Regions from separate parts of the Homo sapiens genome. Here region 2 is linked to region 1. Evidence: read pairs that join two places in POLR2A ChIA-PET (ENCODE). Cell type or tissue: OCI-LY7. All regions are shown on one strand.

Evidence for each region. ChIA-PET counts read pairs that join two places held together with the same protein. Peaks named below come from ENCODE experiments on the same cell type or tissue, not always from the same donor. Only the 100,000 strongest peaks of a DNase experiment are listed, where the experiment ranks them.
Region 2: POLR2A ChIA-PET joins it to region 1 with 6 read pairs; 13 of 35 experiments call an interaction of 5 or more read pairs at or near these places.

Annotation. Positions count from the first base shown.
Region 1 is chr6:15,417,360-15,425,359 of GRCh38, reverse strand. All of the region lies in intron 3 of JARID2 (jumonji and AT-rich interaction domain containing 2), which reads right to left. Among named protein-coding and RNA genes, the nearest start is that of DTNBP1-AS1, 120 kb to the left of the region's middle. RefSeq lists an enhancer at 2,801-2,860. In OCI-LY7, no CTCF peak of the experiment used is centred here; a DNase peak (open chromatin) is centred at 4,019.
Region 2 is chr6:15,227,049-15,235,048 of GRCh38, reverse strand. No RefSeq gene overlaps it. Among named protein-coding and RNA genes, the nearest start is that of JARID2-DT, 14 kb to the left of the region's middle. In OCI-LY7, no CTCF peak of the experiment used is centred here; a DNase peak (open chromatin) is centred at 2,048; H3K4me3 peaks cover 358 bases; H3K27ac peaks cover 673 bases.

The DNA of each region.
Region 1 (8,000 bases):
TAAATCAATCATATGTAGCTGCATCTCAGCACCTGAGAAAACTATTAGCATGCGTTTTCATTTACAAATTAGCACCTATGCATATGTGCTCCTTGGAGGTCACAATCCTCTGAAGGTTAAAATGGAATCACTTTGCCACACCCCAGAATTCTCAGGCCACTCCAAAAATTTTGAAGGTACAACTATACTATTCTCTGTTTGTCATCAGTACATTATGATGGCTCTTCATTGACTTATTTAAGGTGAGCAGACATCATTTACTGAGTCTGTATTACATACCGGGAGCCTTGTCTCCCAGACAAGTATAGTCTTCTGTGCCTCAGTGTTCTCATCGGTAGGATGGGGATGATAATAAAATAACGTATCTTAATGATTTTGCTATGAGAATAAAATGGGCTAACATATGTAAGGAATGTAAAACAGTGGAAGTGGACAGCACATCATAAATGCTATGTAAGTGTTTGCTGGTTTGTTGTTGTTGTTGTTGTTTTGTTTTGTTTGAGACAGAGTTTTGCTCTTGTTGCCCAGGCTGGAGTGCAATGGCACGATCTCAGCTCACCGCAACCTCCGCCTCCTTGGTTCAAGCGATTCTCCTGCCTCAGCCTCCTGAGTAGCTGGGATTACAAGGATGCGCCACCACACCAAGCTAATTTTGTATTTTTTTAGTGGAGGCAGGGGTTCTCCATGTTGGTCACACTGGTCTCGAACTCCCGACCTCAGGTGATCCGCCCAACTCAGCCCCCCAAAGTGCTGGGATTACAGGCGTGAGCCACCACGCCTGGCCAAGTGTTTGCTGTTATTAACATCAACAGAGCCACTCTGCAAAATTGCTCTTCTTTCAGATAACTGACTCCCCCAGGGACAGAGTATTACTTTAGATTCAAGCCCAGTCTATATGAATCTATAATCATAAATTTTGCTCTTTTCTCCTAATTTCTAATCAAAGGGTTAATTATAAGACTGGGCTAGAAAAACATGTTTGACACTAAGCCACAACATTTGGAGGATTGTGGAGGGAGAACTCCTCCTGGTGTAAATCAATTCCAAATCAAAATAAGCCAAGAAGGGCTTGAAGATCAAGAGACAGTCAATGGCCAGGCACAGTGGCTCATGACTGTAATTCCAGAAATTTGGGAGGCCGAGGCAGGAGGATCACTTGAGGCTGGGAGTTTGAGACTAATGTGGGCAACAAAGCAAGACCCCATCTCTTAAAAAAAAAAAAAAAAGAGGCAGCCAGGGATGAATACATACAGGTCTATCCACGTCTGTGTGCCTCCCAGAAAGAGTTTAGGAATGCGGGCTCAGATGTCTAAGCAGTGAAAGTAGTAAGTACTGGCCAAACAACGCAGACCAACGAGGGGATGAAGCCTGACCACTAGAGAAAGGGACCAGAGGTTAACAAAAAGACCCTCCGGGAGAGGAGGTGTCTTGGGGAAAACAAAAACGGAGCTCCACCCAAAGACAGGGCACCTGCAAAGGCACAGCAGCACCATAAAGGTATTCACAGTTGCAGGAACCCAAAACACTGGTCACCAGACACATGTTCACACCTCTTCCCTATCACGGCCCCAAGGGAAGCAGAGGCCAGCAAGGAGTGGAGATGAGAAGTGACAAGCTTCTCCAGCATCCTGCAAACAGATATCCCATACCAAGGATAAAACGTACGTGCTCAGCCCAGGGTGAGGTCAAGCATACAGAGGTACCTCTCAGACTTAATTATCCTGATCTAGGTAGTAACAATTTGAAATGGAACCTGCAGTCCATCCTGCCACGTAAGCCACACAAATCTACCCACACATGACCCATAAAAGTGAACTTAAAATACCAGCCTGTCTTTGTCCCATGACTCAGGAACAACTTGCCCCACAGTGTTACACCAACAAACCACATTCCCCATCCAAACTCTTCCTTCTGTGATGTTGAACTCTACCTCCTATATTAATCCTTCTGAATTTAGTAGTTGCACAATTCTTCCCAAAAGCCAAAACCACTATCCTGTCCCCAACCTCAAAAAACGAGCTGGACCTCAGCTTTCTTTCCAATGACAGATGACTGGGATGCAGGCCAGGCATAGTGGCTCACACCTGTAATCCCAACAATGGGAGGCTGAGTCAGGCAGATCAACCAAGCCCAGGAGTTCGAGACCAGCCTGAGCAACATGGTGAAAACCTACTTCTACAAAAAATGAAAATAATTAGCTGGACGTGGTGGCACATACCTGTAGTCCCACCTACTTGGAGGCTGAGACAGGAGGATCACTTGCACCCAGGACGCGGAGGTTACAGTGTGCCGATATCGTAACACTGCACTCCAGCCTGGGCAACAGAGCCAGGCCCTGTCTCAAATAAATGTTTAAAAAAAAAAAAAAAAAAAAGACTAGGCTACACCTGTAAGCCTTGATAGCATAGTCAAGTAGGCCTAACCCATGAGAAGACAAGATGGACTCAACAACAGGCGTCATTAATGAGAAAAAAGGAGCTGCTTCCTGTAAACTGGAGCAATACAAAAGATTGTTTTATAATCCCAAAACAGAGTCACATAAGCAGTATTCTGCCAAGCACTTAAAATTCTGAGAGAGGGAGGGGGAGCGGGGAAGCCCACACAAAACCAGTCAGATTTCGTGTTTATTTGACCAGCTTCATCTATTGTGTAGACACCCATGGTGGGGCTCTATTTCCTGATGGGGAAGCAGAAGTGGGGAGACACAGCCACCATCTTGGGTACCCCTAGAGCAGAGGTGAGAAATTGTGAGTTAAATGAGGTCTGAACCAAGGGTTTTTGCTGCAGGGAAAGAACCTGACCACGAATGTCGATGAGCAGCATGTGCAGCCTCCAGGAAACAGAGCATGCACAGCCCAGCGAGAATTGCTGGCACACTCAGAAAACGCTTCCTTAGCTCTGTGCTATCCAACCTCAGACACTGAAACCCAGGAACTCAGGTTCACCTTGCTGATCAAGGTGAAGGCACAGTGCGTGAAATACAAACTTCCCTCCCACACTTGGAAGATTTCCATGGGAAAGGTGAATATGCACAAGCAAGCACTGTGATGTGAGCCACCCCAAACCTACCAACTCCAGCTCACTGCAGGAAAAGTAAAGAAAAAGAGTATTCGTCCAGAAGGACAGAGAACCACCCACTAAAATCAACAAGTAATCACAGATCTACTTGCAGCAGCTACCTGAAACAACAGTCAGCTGAGCTGGGCCCTCTCCTGGACGCGCTTCTCTCCAGGGTCCTTAAACAAAAGGACCTCTAACATTGGAGGACCCAAGAGAGGATTTCGGGAGCTGTAGGTTCTGCTCAAGATAAGCTAAAACTTTTCCCCTTTCTATCCATCGCTCAGTTTATAATGAAGCAAGGCATTTCATGTACTTCAGAAAAGAAGGAATACATCCCTTGGCAGAAGAGATTATTTACTAGAAGAGGTCAGCTGAAGAGTAACACTAGGCATGACAGCAAGAGGTGCCCCTCAGCACAGTTGTGGACCAGGCCAGACCCCAGTTCAAACTGCACCCCCACCCCCAGTACAGCTCACCAAGCCAACTGCTGTCCAGATGCACACACCTGAAAATTCAGACCTACATTTGCTACAACTTATGGAAGGTGACATGGTACAGTGGCAAAGTCCAGGCATTATAGATGTGAAAGCTTAGATCCAAATCCTATTAACTCAGCTGCCAAGTGAGGGTGGTAAAACCTTAAAAACAGGTATTTCAAAAGAATTAAGGTAAAAATTTTTAGCACAATATTATCTAGGCTAAGGTCAGTTCTTCCTAACGGAAGAGACAGATTACATAGCTTCAAAGAAGGACTTCTAATAGTCACAGGCTTTATTATGGAATGGAGTTTACTATTTTTATTATAGGCCGAATGCTTATGTTTATTAATTTTGAATTTTTTTTCTTGGAGTCAGGGCTTACTTACGCTGTTCACCTTTTTTTTTTTTTAAAGACTAACAAAACTAAATGAAAAGCTATGACCGTGGCTAGTTCCATTTCCTGATGGTACGTGTCTCTCTCACACTCTCATTCAACATTCAAAGAACAGAAAGAACTTCCGCTTTTAGTGAAGCTAGACAGGATTTATACCTCTTGCCTGTCTGAAAGAACTAAAAATCCACACAAAACAACGGCCACCATATAGCAACATACTGTGATCCCTGACGGATGGAAAACAAATGATCCCTCCAGCTCACTGCCCTGAGAGAATGTCCAGGCTGCAGCAGTTACGGAAAGGGCAAGCAGAGCCGGGGTTGAGAAACACAAGGGGAGGCCAAGGTGATATAATGTGTAAGGCAGAGCACAGCAGAGGCCAGAGCCACACAGACAACAATGGAATCTGCCAAAGGCGCTCCTCATGTCTTCCGCTGAGTACTAACAAGCACATTTGTGTTAGGAAGCTACCCAAGAGAAAGTATTTCCAGAAAGGATTAGCAGGAACAGTATCCAAATTGTAAAAGCACCAGGAATAGTGCCCATTCTTACTAGCCTACATGGTAAACATAATCCATAGGACATCAAGTAAAATACTCGTAAGGGTTTTTGCCTGAGTAGCAGGGAAACAATGCCTCACAGTAAACACTGCTTTGGCCCTACCTAACCATGCTTGAAACCAAGATCCAAACAGATCAAACTGTTCCCTAATAATCAGATCTCAGAACAATGCTCAAGAATATGTAGAGAAATACGAACATTTCCCACAGCCAGAGAAAAATTTAGTGTCTGTCAAGTAATAAAAAGCTACCAGACATGCAAAGATGCAGGAAAATATGACTGATGAGGAGGAAGATTAATCAATCAAAACTGTTTTGTAAATAATGGAAGACAAAAATAGCACATATACTCAAATATCTCTTGTAACTGTACTCCACATGTTCAAGAAACACCAAAGAATAAGCATATTACTAGAGACACTGAAGATTATGGAAAGACCAAAATCTAACTTCTTTTTTTTTTTTTTATGGAGTCTTGCTCTGTCACCCAGGCTGTAGTGCAGTGGTGTGATCTTGGCTCACTGCAACCTCCGCCTCCTGGGTTCAAGCAATTCTCCTGCCTCAGCCTCCTGAGTAGCTGGGATTACAGATGCGCACCACCACGCCCAGCTAATTTTTGTATTTTTAGTAGAGACAGGGTTTCACCATGTTGGCCAGGAAGGTCTTGAACTCCTGACCTGGTGATCCACCCGCCTCGGCCTCCCGAAGTGCTAGGATTACAGGCGTGCCCAGCTGTAACTTCTAAAATATAATAACAATGTCTGAGATAAAAGATATATTCAATAGTCTTACCAGCAGATTTAGGGTATAAACTATCTAAAATGCAACATACAGATCAAAAAAGGAACAAAACACATGAGCTATGGGACAACTTCAGAGTAATATATATGAAAATTAGGTCCCCAAAGGGGAGACGAATGCACACGAAAATATTTGAAATAATAATGGCTCTAATTTTTCCATAGTAAATGAAATCTACAAACCTAATACACTCAATGAATCTCAAACTCTGGAAATAAAAACTGCCAAGGCACATCGTATCAAATTGCCTAAAACCAGTAAGGGATTCAAAAGAAAATTGTGGTAAATGATTGCTCCTACAAAGCTATGAAAATAACAACAGGATTCTCATCAGAAATGATGCACATCGGGACAGTGGGGCAGTGTCACTGAAGTACTGATGGTGAATGACTATTAACCTAAAATTTTATACCCAGCAAAAATATCTATAAGAAATGAAGGTGTATTTTGTATAACTGCATGTAATTCTACAATTATCATAAAAGTATTTTTTTAATGTGGGTGAAATGAGATCTTCCCAGACATACAAAAGCTGAATGATCAACAGCAGACCTAATGTTAGAAATGTTAAAATCCTTCAAGCAAAAGCAAATGCAAATGATACTAGAAACAAAAATGGCAACTACGTAGATAACTTGAAACAGAAGATAGGCGAGATTTACCCATATTTACTTTATATTTACTTCCACATCTTTTGTGTTCAAAACTGCCACATCATAATCTATTACTCAATTTTTCTTTACTTTCTGTAGTAGAGAGTACATTTCACCCATGATAACTCTAAAGTTGAAAATTAAACTAGTACTTCTCTTATTTATAAAATATATCTCCAGGTTGTAAGAACAAAATAAACTCCAAATAACCTGATCAGTGGAAGCTTCTAAATATAAATCAAGGGTTAAGAGAAATGTTAAGCCTTTTGCTGATTGTTTTGCTTTCACTTTTTTGCATTTAATAGTAAATTATACTACTAATTTATTTTTGATACAGGAATGAGTAAAAACTAGGCACTTATTTAATATAATTCCAATTATTAAGGATGCTCACTTTGAATAATCCCAATTCATGCATGCTATCAAGAAGATTCGTATACATTTGGGCTTATCTTCCTTTCAAACTCGAAGTAAATAAAAGTATTTTATACCATCAAAGTAACTCAGACCAAAAAGAATAAGGAACACAGTCGTGCAGACAATGTAGCTGTGAATATCATACCTGTTAAAAGCCTGAGAGAATTCTCACCACTTTCAACATGTCTTCATATCCAGAGGCATGTCATATCTCAGAGTACACTGAGTTATGAAATCCATACACTTCCAATGATTCTTTACATTCAAAATTCAATCTAATAGGACAAACAGTGTTTAAACTAAGTCCTATTGGATCGAAAGCCTAACTAAAATACAGCAGCTCCTTGTTTAACAAAAAAGTTACATCCCTTTAGAGACAGAGTCGGTACTTCTGTACTAGTTAAATAGAAACTCTTAAGAGTTTTTATTTTAAAGTCTGTTAGTACACAAAAAGCAATATACCCTTCTAAAGAATATAGTTGACCGGGCACAGTGGCTCATATGCCTGTAATCCCAGAACTCTGGGAGGACGAGGCGGGCGATCACGAGGTTAGGAGATAGAGACCATCCTGGCCAACATGGTGAAACCGTCTCTACTAAAAATACAAAAATTAGCCAAGTGTGGTGGCATGCACCTGTAGTCCCAGCTACTCAGGAGGCTGAGGCATGGAATGGCTTGAACTCGGGAGGGCGGAGGGTGCAGTGAGACGAGATCATGCCACTGCACTCCAGCCTGGCGACAGAGCAAGACTGTCTTACCAAAAAAAAAAAAAAAAAAAGAGGAATATAGTTAACAAGAGATCCCAACACTAAACATTAGGGTTCTGGGTCTCTCCCTAAGGTGAAGCAATGACTAATGCATGAGCAGCCACGATGGAATCTCCTCACCCCACCACTCTTGCCTGCTCCATTCAGGCAAATACTAGGTCGCACCAAGCTCGGCAGAGGAAATTTACAACATACACCACAGGGTCCTTCCCGTGACTCAATAACTTCAAAAGAGGGAGTACCCATACATTTCCATCTGCCTACAGATGGCTGTGGTAGGGCTGACAGAGAGGAAAGATATAAATCATTTGTGTAAATTAAAAACCCTCTGAAACAAGTCAGAGAAGTCTCGAAAGGATGTGCATACTCACATGTAGCAATTCATGTGTCACATATACTGACAATGGCTACTAACATCTAACATACAGAGTACCATTTATACATGAGAATTTTTTATTTATTTATTCGCTTATTTAGTTTTTTTTTGAGACAGAGTCTGGATCTGTCCCCCAGGATGGAGTGTGATGGCACGATCACAGCTAACTGCAACCTCCATCTCCCAGACTCAAACGATCCTCTCATCTCACCCTCCTGTAACTGGGACTACAGGCTCATGTCAACAGGCCCAGCTAATTTTTTTTGTATTTTTTGGTAGAAATGGAGTTTCGCCATATTGCCCACGCAGGTCTCTCCAACTCCTGGATTCAAGTGGCCGGCCGGCCTCAGCCTCCCAAAGTGCTGGGGTTATAGGTGTGAGCCATTGCACCCAACCAATACACCAAAATTCTCTTCAAGAATTAATTTATTCAGGTCACAAAACACCATCAGGCAGTTACTACTGTGATTCACATCTTTCAGATGAGAGAAC
Region 2 (8,000 bases), 190 kb after region 1:
TGCCTGTAACCCCCGCTGCTCGGGAGGCTGAGGCAGGAGAATCACTTGGACCCGCGAGGCAGAGGTTGAAGTGAGCCCGTGATTGTGCCACTGCACTCCAGCCTGGATGACAGAGTGAGACTCCGTCTCAAAAAAAAAAAAAAAACACACACAAAAAAACAAAAATCAGTCGGGTGTGGTGGTACACACCTTTAGTCCCAGCTACCTGGAAGGCTGAGGCAGCAGAATCACTTGAACCCAGAAGGCAGATGTTGCAGTGAGCTGAGAACATACCATTGTACTCTAGCCTGGGCAACAGACAAAACAAAAAACAAAAAACAAAAACCTCCATCTCAAAAAAAAAAAAAAAGTATTAAACTTAGCCAGGCACAAAGGCACAATAGTCACAGCTACTTGGGAGCTGAGGCAGGAGGACTGATCAGTTGAGTCCAGAACTTTGAGGTTGCAGTGAGCTATGATCGCACCACTGCACTCCAGCCTGGGCAACAGAGCAAGACCCTAGCTCTAAAAAAACAAAAAAAGAAACCTCAAAAGAGACAGCCAGACAGACAGATATAAATAGGACACACATTGGTCACAGTTATGCTTTTGGCACTCTGAGTGTTTGAATTGATATTTTTGAAGGTGAGACCAGGGGCCCAGTTGATAGAGTTTGTATCTCCAAAGCATCCTTTGACCCAAAACAGGTAACCTGGAATTCTCTTATCCTAGAAGGCAAGAAAAACCAGAAGGAAGGAGCCACATTTTTGGAAGTTACTATAGAGCAGATCCTTGGAGATTGGAGATTTCGCAAGTCATGTCAGTATGCCTGGGACTGTCCCAGATTTTCCCAGGCCTCAGATGTAAGGGTCATATTCACATTACTTCTACTCTACATCTCCCCACTTACCCAGCAAAGTACCTGTCCCATAGGAGATAAATGCTTGTTAAATAAGTAAATGGGCCAGACCAGGTGGCTCATGCCTATAATCCCAGCACTTTGGGAGGCCAAGGTGGGAGAATCACTTGAAACCCGGAGTTCAAGACCAGCCTGGGTGCCGGGCGCAGTGGCTCACACCTGTAATCCCAGCACTTTGGGAGTCTGAGGCAGGCAGATCACCTGAGGTCAGGAGTTCTAGAGCAGCCTGACCAACATGGAGAAACCCCGTCTCTACTGAAAATACAAAATTAGCTGGGTGTGGTGGCGCATGCCTGTAATCCCAGCTACTCCGGAGGCTGAGGTAGGAGAATTGATAGAATCCAGGAGGCGGAGGTTGCGGTGAGCTGAGATCGCGCCACTGCACTCCAGCCTGGGCAACAAGAGCAAAATTCTGTCTCAAAAAAAAAAAAAAAAAAAAAAACAAACAAACAAACAAAAAAAACCAGCCTGGGCAATGTAGTGAGGCCCCATGTCTTAAAAAAAAAAAAAAAAAAAAAAGTCCAGGTGCAGTGGCTCATGCCTGTAATCCCAGCACTATGGGGTGCTGAGGTGGGTGGATCATGAGGTCAGGAGTTCAAGACCAGCCTGGCCAAGATGGTGAAACCCCATCTCTACTAAAAATATAAAAATTAGCTGGGCATGGTGGCGGGCACCTGTAATCCCAGCTACTCCAGAGGCTGAGGCAGAGAATTGCTTGAACCTGGGAGGCGGAGGTTGCAGTGAACCGACATCATGCAGCACTGCACTCCAGCCTGGGCAACAGAGTGAGACTACATCTCAAAAAAAATAAATTAAGCAGGCTTGGTGGCTCATGCCTATAGTCCCAGCTATTCACGGAGCTAAGGTGGAAGGATCACCTGAGCCTAGAAAGTCAAGGCTGCAGTGAGCCACAATCATGCCATTACACTCCAGCCTGGATGACAGAGCAAGACCCTGTCTCAAAAAATAAATACATACATACATAAATACATAAATTGACATGTGATACTGCCATTTACCATTTTGTTCAAAAATCATTCTCTGCATCTGAGGTACCCTTTCAAATAGGCCAGCTACCAGCAAGGAGTTGCAATTATTGAGGAAGTGAAAATGGTTAACAAGTGGCATTTAAAATATCTCTATTTGGCTTTCCAGCCAGAACTCTTTGTGTGAACTATCCAAAGCGGATATAAAATACTTTTATGTTAGCCAGGCATGGCAGCATACACCCGTAGTTCTAGCTATTCAGGAGGTTGCACCAGAGGGTCCCTTGAGCCCAAGAGTTCGAATCCAGCCTCAGCAACAGACCCTAAAAAAACAAAAACTTGTTGGCCAGGCACAGTGGCTCACGCCTGTAATCCCAGCGCTTTAGGAGGCCTAGGTGGGCAGATCACGAGGTCAGGAGATGGAGACGATCCTGGCTAACATGGTGAAACCCTGCCTCTCCTAAAGATACAAAAAATTAGCTGGGCATGGTGGCATGCACCTGTAGTCCCAGCTACTCGGGAGGCTGAGGCAAGAGAATCCCTTGAACCCAGGAGGCGGAGGTATCAGTGAACTGAGATCACGCCACTCCACTCCAGCCTGGGTGACATAGTAAGACTCTGTCTCAAAAAAAAAAAAAATTATTTTTTGTAGAAACAGGTCTTGCTATATTGTCCAGGCTGGTCTCGAACTCCTGGGCTCAAACAGTCCTCTCACGTTGGCATCCCAAAGTTGGAGGATGGCAGACCTGAGCCACCATGCCCAGCTTTTCAAACATTTTCAATACAAAATGTGAATCTAAAATTCAAGATGAGGATAGATATATTCAGCTGACAAATGATACCTGTCTTCTGCTGTTGGATTGAATTGTTCCCCCCAAAAATTCGTATGTTGAAGTCATAGTCCCCAGTACCTCAGAATATGACTGACTTTGGAAATAGAGTCTGTAAAGAGGTAATTAAGTTAAAATGAGGTCATATGGGTGAGCTTCAACCTGAGATGACTGGTGTCCTTATAAGAGGAGTCGATTGAGTGCGGTGGCTCACATCTCTAATCTCAATGCTTTGGGAGGCAGACTGGGGAGGATCGCTTGAGCCCAGCAGTTTGAGACCAACCTAGGCAAATAGTGAGACCCCAATCTGTACAAAAAAATTAAAAATTAGCCCCACATGGCCGGGCGCGGTGGCTCATGCCTATAATCCCAGCACTTTGGGAGGCTGAGGCGGGTGGATTGCCTGAGCTCAGGAGTTCAAGACCAGCCTGATCAACATAGAGAAACGCTGTCTCTACTAAAAATACAAAATTAGCCAGATGTGGCAGCAGGTGCCTGTAAGGCAGCAGGTGCTGAGGCAGGAGAATTGCTTGAACCCGGGAGGTGGAGGTTGCTGTGAGCGGAGATTGTGCCCTTGCACTCCAGCCTGGGCAACAAGAGCAAAACTCTGTCTCAAAATAAAAAATTAACTCTACATTACAGTTGGCACACGCCTGTAATCCCAGCTACTTGGGAGGCTGAGGTGGAAGGATCGCTTGAGCCCAGAAGTGCAAGGCTGTAGTGAGCCATGATCACACCACTACACTCCAGCTTTGCTGTGACAGTGAGACCCTGTGTCCAAAAAAAAAAAAAAGGCCGGGCGCGGTGGCTCAAGCCTATAATTCCAGCACTTTGGGAGGCCGAGGCGGGCGGATCACGTGGTCAGGAGTTCAAGACCAGCCTGGCCAATATAGTGAAACACCGTCTCTACTAAAAATACAAATACAAAAATTAGCTGGGCATAGTGGAGCATGCCTGTAGTCCCAGCTACTCGGGAGGCTGAGGCAGGAGAATCACTTGAACCCGGGAGATGGAGGTTATGGTGAGCCGAGATTGCACCACTGCACTCCATGCTGGGAGACAGAGGGAGACTCCGCCTCAAAAAAAAAAAAAAAAAAAAGAGAGAGAGATTAAGACATAGACACGAAGAGGGAAGAGCTTATAAGGACACAGGAAGAAGACAGCCAGCTTTAGTGAAAGGGACAGGCTCTAAGAGAAACCAATCCTTCTGACACCTTGATCTCAGACTTACAGCTTCCAAAACTGTGAGGAAATAAATTTTTGTTGTTTAAGTCACCACATCAGCTAGGCGAAATGGCTCACACCTGAAATGCCAACACTTTGAGAGGCCGAGGTTAGAGGATCACTTGAGCTCAGGAGCTTGAGACCAGCCTGGGCAACATAGCAAGACCCCATCTCTACAAAAAATGTAAAAGTTATCTGGGCATGGTGGCACCTGTGGTCCCAGCTACTCAGGAGGCTGAGGCAGAAGGATTGCTTGAGCCTCAGAGTTTGAGGCTGCAGTGAGCTATGATTGTACCACCGCAATCCAGCCTGGGAGACATAGCAAGACTCAAATCTTTTTTTTGTTTTTTTTTTTTTTTTTTTGAGACGGAGTCTCACTCTATCGCCCAGGCTGGAGTGCAGTGGCACGATCTTGGCTCACTGCAACATACGCCTCCTGGGTTCACGCCATTCTCCTGCCTCAGCCTCCCAAGTAGCTGGGACTACAGGGGCCAACCACCACGCCCGGCTAATTTTTTTTTTTTTTTTTGTATTTTTTAGTAGAGATGGAGTTTCACCGTATTAGCCAGGATGGTCTCGATCTCCTGACCTCGTGATCCGCCCTCCTCGGCCTCCCAAAGTGCTGGGATTAGAGGCATGAGCCGCCATGCCCAGCTGTTCCCAAATCTTTTTTAAAAAGGTTTTTTTAGCCCCACATTTTAAAATAAAGAAGCAGACCAGGCACAGTGGCTCATGCCTGTAATCCCAGCACTTTGGGAGGCTGAGGTGAGTGGATCACTTAAGGTCAAGAGCTGGAGACCAGCCTGGCCAACATGGCAAAACCCCATCTCTACTGAAAATAGAAAAATTACCTGGGCCTGGTGGCATGCACCTGTAATCCCAGCTACTTGGGAAGCTGAGGCAGGAGAATCGCTTGAACCCGGGAGGTGGTGGTTGCAGTGAGCCGAGATCATGCCACTGTACTCCAGCCTGCCAACAGAGCAAGACTCCATCTAAAATTAATAATAAGTAAATATAATAAAAATATAAGTAAATATATAAAAATATAATAATAAGTAAAATAAAGAAGCAGCGAAGGTATTTCATTTTGCTGATTTAGTAGATGAGTTTATACTATATTTTAAAAGAACAACTCAAATTTTTATAACACTTGACAATAATTTGAAAAACCAACCATGAGCCATGCATGGTGGCACATGTCTGCCGTCCCAGCTACTCAGGAGGCTGAGACAAGAGGATTTCTTGAGCTCAGCTTGGGCAGCATAGAGAAAGTCTGACTCTAAAACTTTTTTATTTTTTTTTTGAGACAGGATCTCACTCTGTCACCCAAGCTAGGGTGCTGTGGTGAGCTCATGGCTCACTGCAGCCTGGATCTCCTGGGCTCTAGTGATCCTCACCTCACCCTCCAGAGTAGCTGGGACTACAGGTGCGTGCCACCATGTGTAGCTAATTTTTTTTTTTTTTTGAGACGGAGTCTCGCTCTGTCGCCCAGGCTGGAGTGCAGTGGTGCCATCTCAGCTCACTGCAAGCTCGGCCTCCCAGGTTCACGCCATTCTCCTGCCTCAGCCTCCCAAGTAGCTGGGACTATAGGCGCCTGCCACCTCTCCCGGCTAAGTCTTTGTATTTTTAGTAGAGACGGGGTTTCACCATGTTAGCCAGGATAGTCTCGATCTCCTGACTTCATGATCCGCCTGCCTCGGCCTCCCAAAGTGCTGGGATTACAAGCGTGAGTCACCGTGCCTGGCCTTTTGCTGTTGTTGTTGTTGTTGTTTTGTTTTTTTTTTGTTTGAGACAGAATCTCGCTCTGTCACCCAGGCTGGAGTGCAGTGGCACAATCTCGGCTCACAGCAACCTCTGCCTCACGGGTTCAAGCAATTCTCCTGCTTCAGCCTCCTGAGTAAGTGGGATTACAGGTGCCGGCCACCACATCTGGCTAATTTTTCTATTTTTAGTACAGACTGGTTTCTCCATGTTGCCCAGGCTGGTTTTGCACTCCTGACCTCAAACGATCCACCAGCCTCAGCCTCCCAAAGTGCTGGGATTAAATTAGCCTGGCATGGTGGTGTGCGCCTGTAATCCCAGCTACTTGGGATGCTGAGGCAGGAGAATTGCTTGAACCTGGGAGGTGGCAATTGCAGTGAGCCGAGATCGCGACACTGCACTCCAGCCTGGGCAACAGGAGTGAGACTCCATCTCAAACAAAACAAAACAAAACAAAACAAAGTGTTGGGATTACAGGCATGAGCCACCATGCCCAGCCTAATGTTTTAATTTTTTTTGTAGAGATGGAGTCTTGCTATGTTGACCAGGCTGGTCTCAAACTTCTGGGCTCAAGTGATTCTCCTGCATCAACCTCCCAAAGTGCTGGGATTACAGGTGTGAACCACTGTACCAGGCCTGTAAAAAAAATTTTAAAAGCAAACAGCCTAGTTTTGATTTGCTAGGAACTTTCTGGTATTAGCACTGAAAGCCCTACATTCCAGAAATTTCAGTCCTGGGCATACCAGTGAGGTTAGTCACCGTAGCTTGGAAAGACATTTGAGACTGCAAGTTGCATGAGGGCAAAGCCTTTGTTTCATTCTTTTCTCTTTTTTTTTGAAACAGAGTCTCATTCTGTCGCCCAGGCTGGAATGCAGTGGCGCGATCTGGGCTCACTGCAACCTCCGCCTCCCAGGTTCAAGAGTTTATTTTGCCTCGGCCTCCCGAGTAGCTGGGATTACAGGTGCATACTCCCACACCTGGCTAATTTTCATACTTTTAGTAGAAATGGTTTCACCAGGTTGGCCAGGCTGGTCTCAAACTCCTGACCTCAGGTGATCCACCTGCCTCGGCCTCCCAGGGTGCTCAGATTACAGGCGCCACTGTGCCGGCCTCTTTGTTCCATTCTTGGCTGTGCATCCAATGAAGGGCAGAACAAGCTCTCAATAAATATTTTCAGAATGACTGAATCAATCAATGTCCTCTGAAATAAGGCTGCTGTCTTCATACCCATTTCTCTGAACACTTGGAAGCAAAGGCACATAAATTACAGTTACCAAGTGCCGTCCCTGCCATGCATTCGGACTCTGATCCAAAGTGGTGAGTTTACAGACATGAGCCACCACACCCAGCCCCTGCATCTGATCTCTGATCCACCAAGAAGACTTTCTCCACCTGAGTTACCTTTCCAGGACTCCCAGGAAATTCTTTCAATTCTTGGTCACTCTTAACCAAAAGCGTAACTCCCACCTTAGACCTGGAGGCGAATCCTTAAAAGCTGTGATTTTAAAGCCAGCTGTAGTGGAGAGTCGGGGTGGGGGGGTGGCACAACTTCCAAAATCCAAGGTTAATAGGCTGTGAATTGCCACTTTCTTTGCTCATTGTCTGTGCTTCAACAGTTCCTTTAACCTACTGTCATTCAGCTTGGGGAGGAGAAGAAAGTAGGAATGGCACCAGCTGCAAGGGAGAGGCTGACAACAATGCTCTCCCCTCCCCTCGCCCCCCACTCCCACCCCGCTTGTCCCCCCAAAGCACCAGGCATTCAGTTATACAGTATATATTTATACAGCCTACCCAATGCGAATTCAAATTTATTTCCAAGTCATTAGGGCCAATTACTCACCTTTGGGCCCTGTAATATCATTTGTTTCCTGCCAAACCGAATGTTTTTCCTGTCGCAAATATGATAAATCCTGCATAGTGACGTTCAATCATGTTTAAACTGATTCAGATTGTGGTAGGAATTGGGTTGTATGCATGGATGGACTAAGTCATGAAATGTAGACCTCATGGATGATTATTTTAATTTGAGAATAATTCAGTCCTATGGAGGAGAATTGGCTTACTCAGAAGGTCCTACTATGAATACCGGTACTACTTATTTCCATTAATTTGGCCACGACTTGAAAGAATGCAAATTTTTTTCCCTTATTTTTGCCATTAAGGACTCAATTTGCTTTCTTCTCTAGCTTTCAAAAATATATTGAATTCAGCCGGGCACAGGGGCTCACACCTGTAATCCCAGCACTTTGGGAGGCCAAGCAAGGTGGATCACCTGAGGTCAGGAGTTCGAGACCAGCGTGG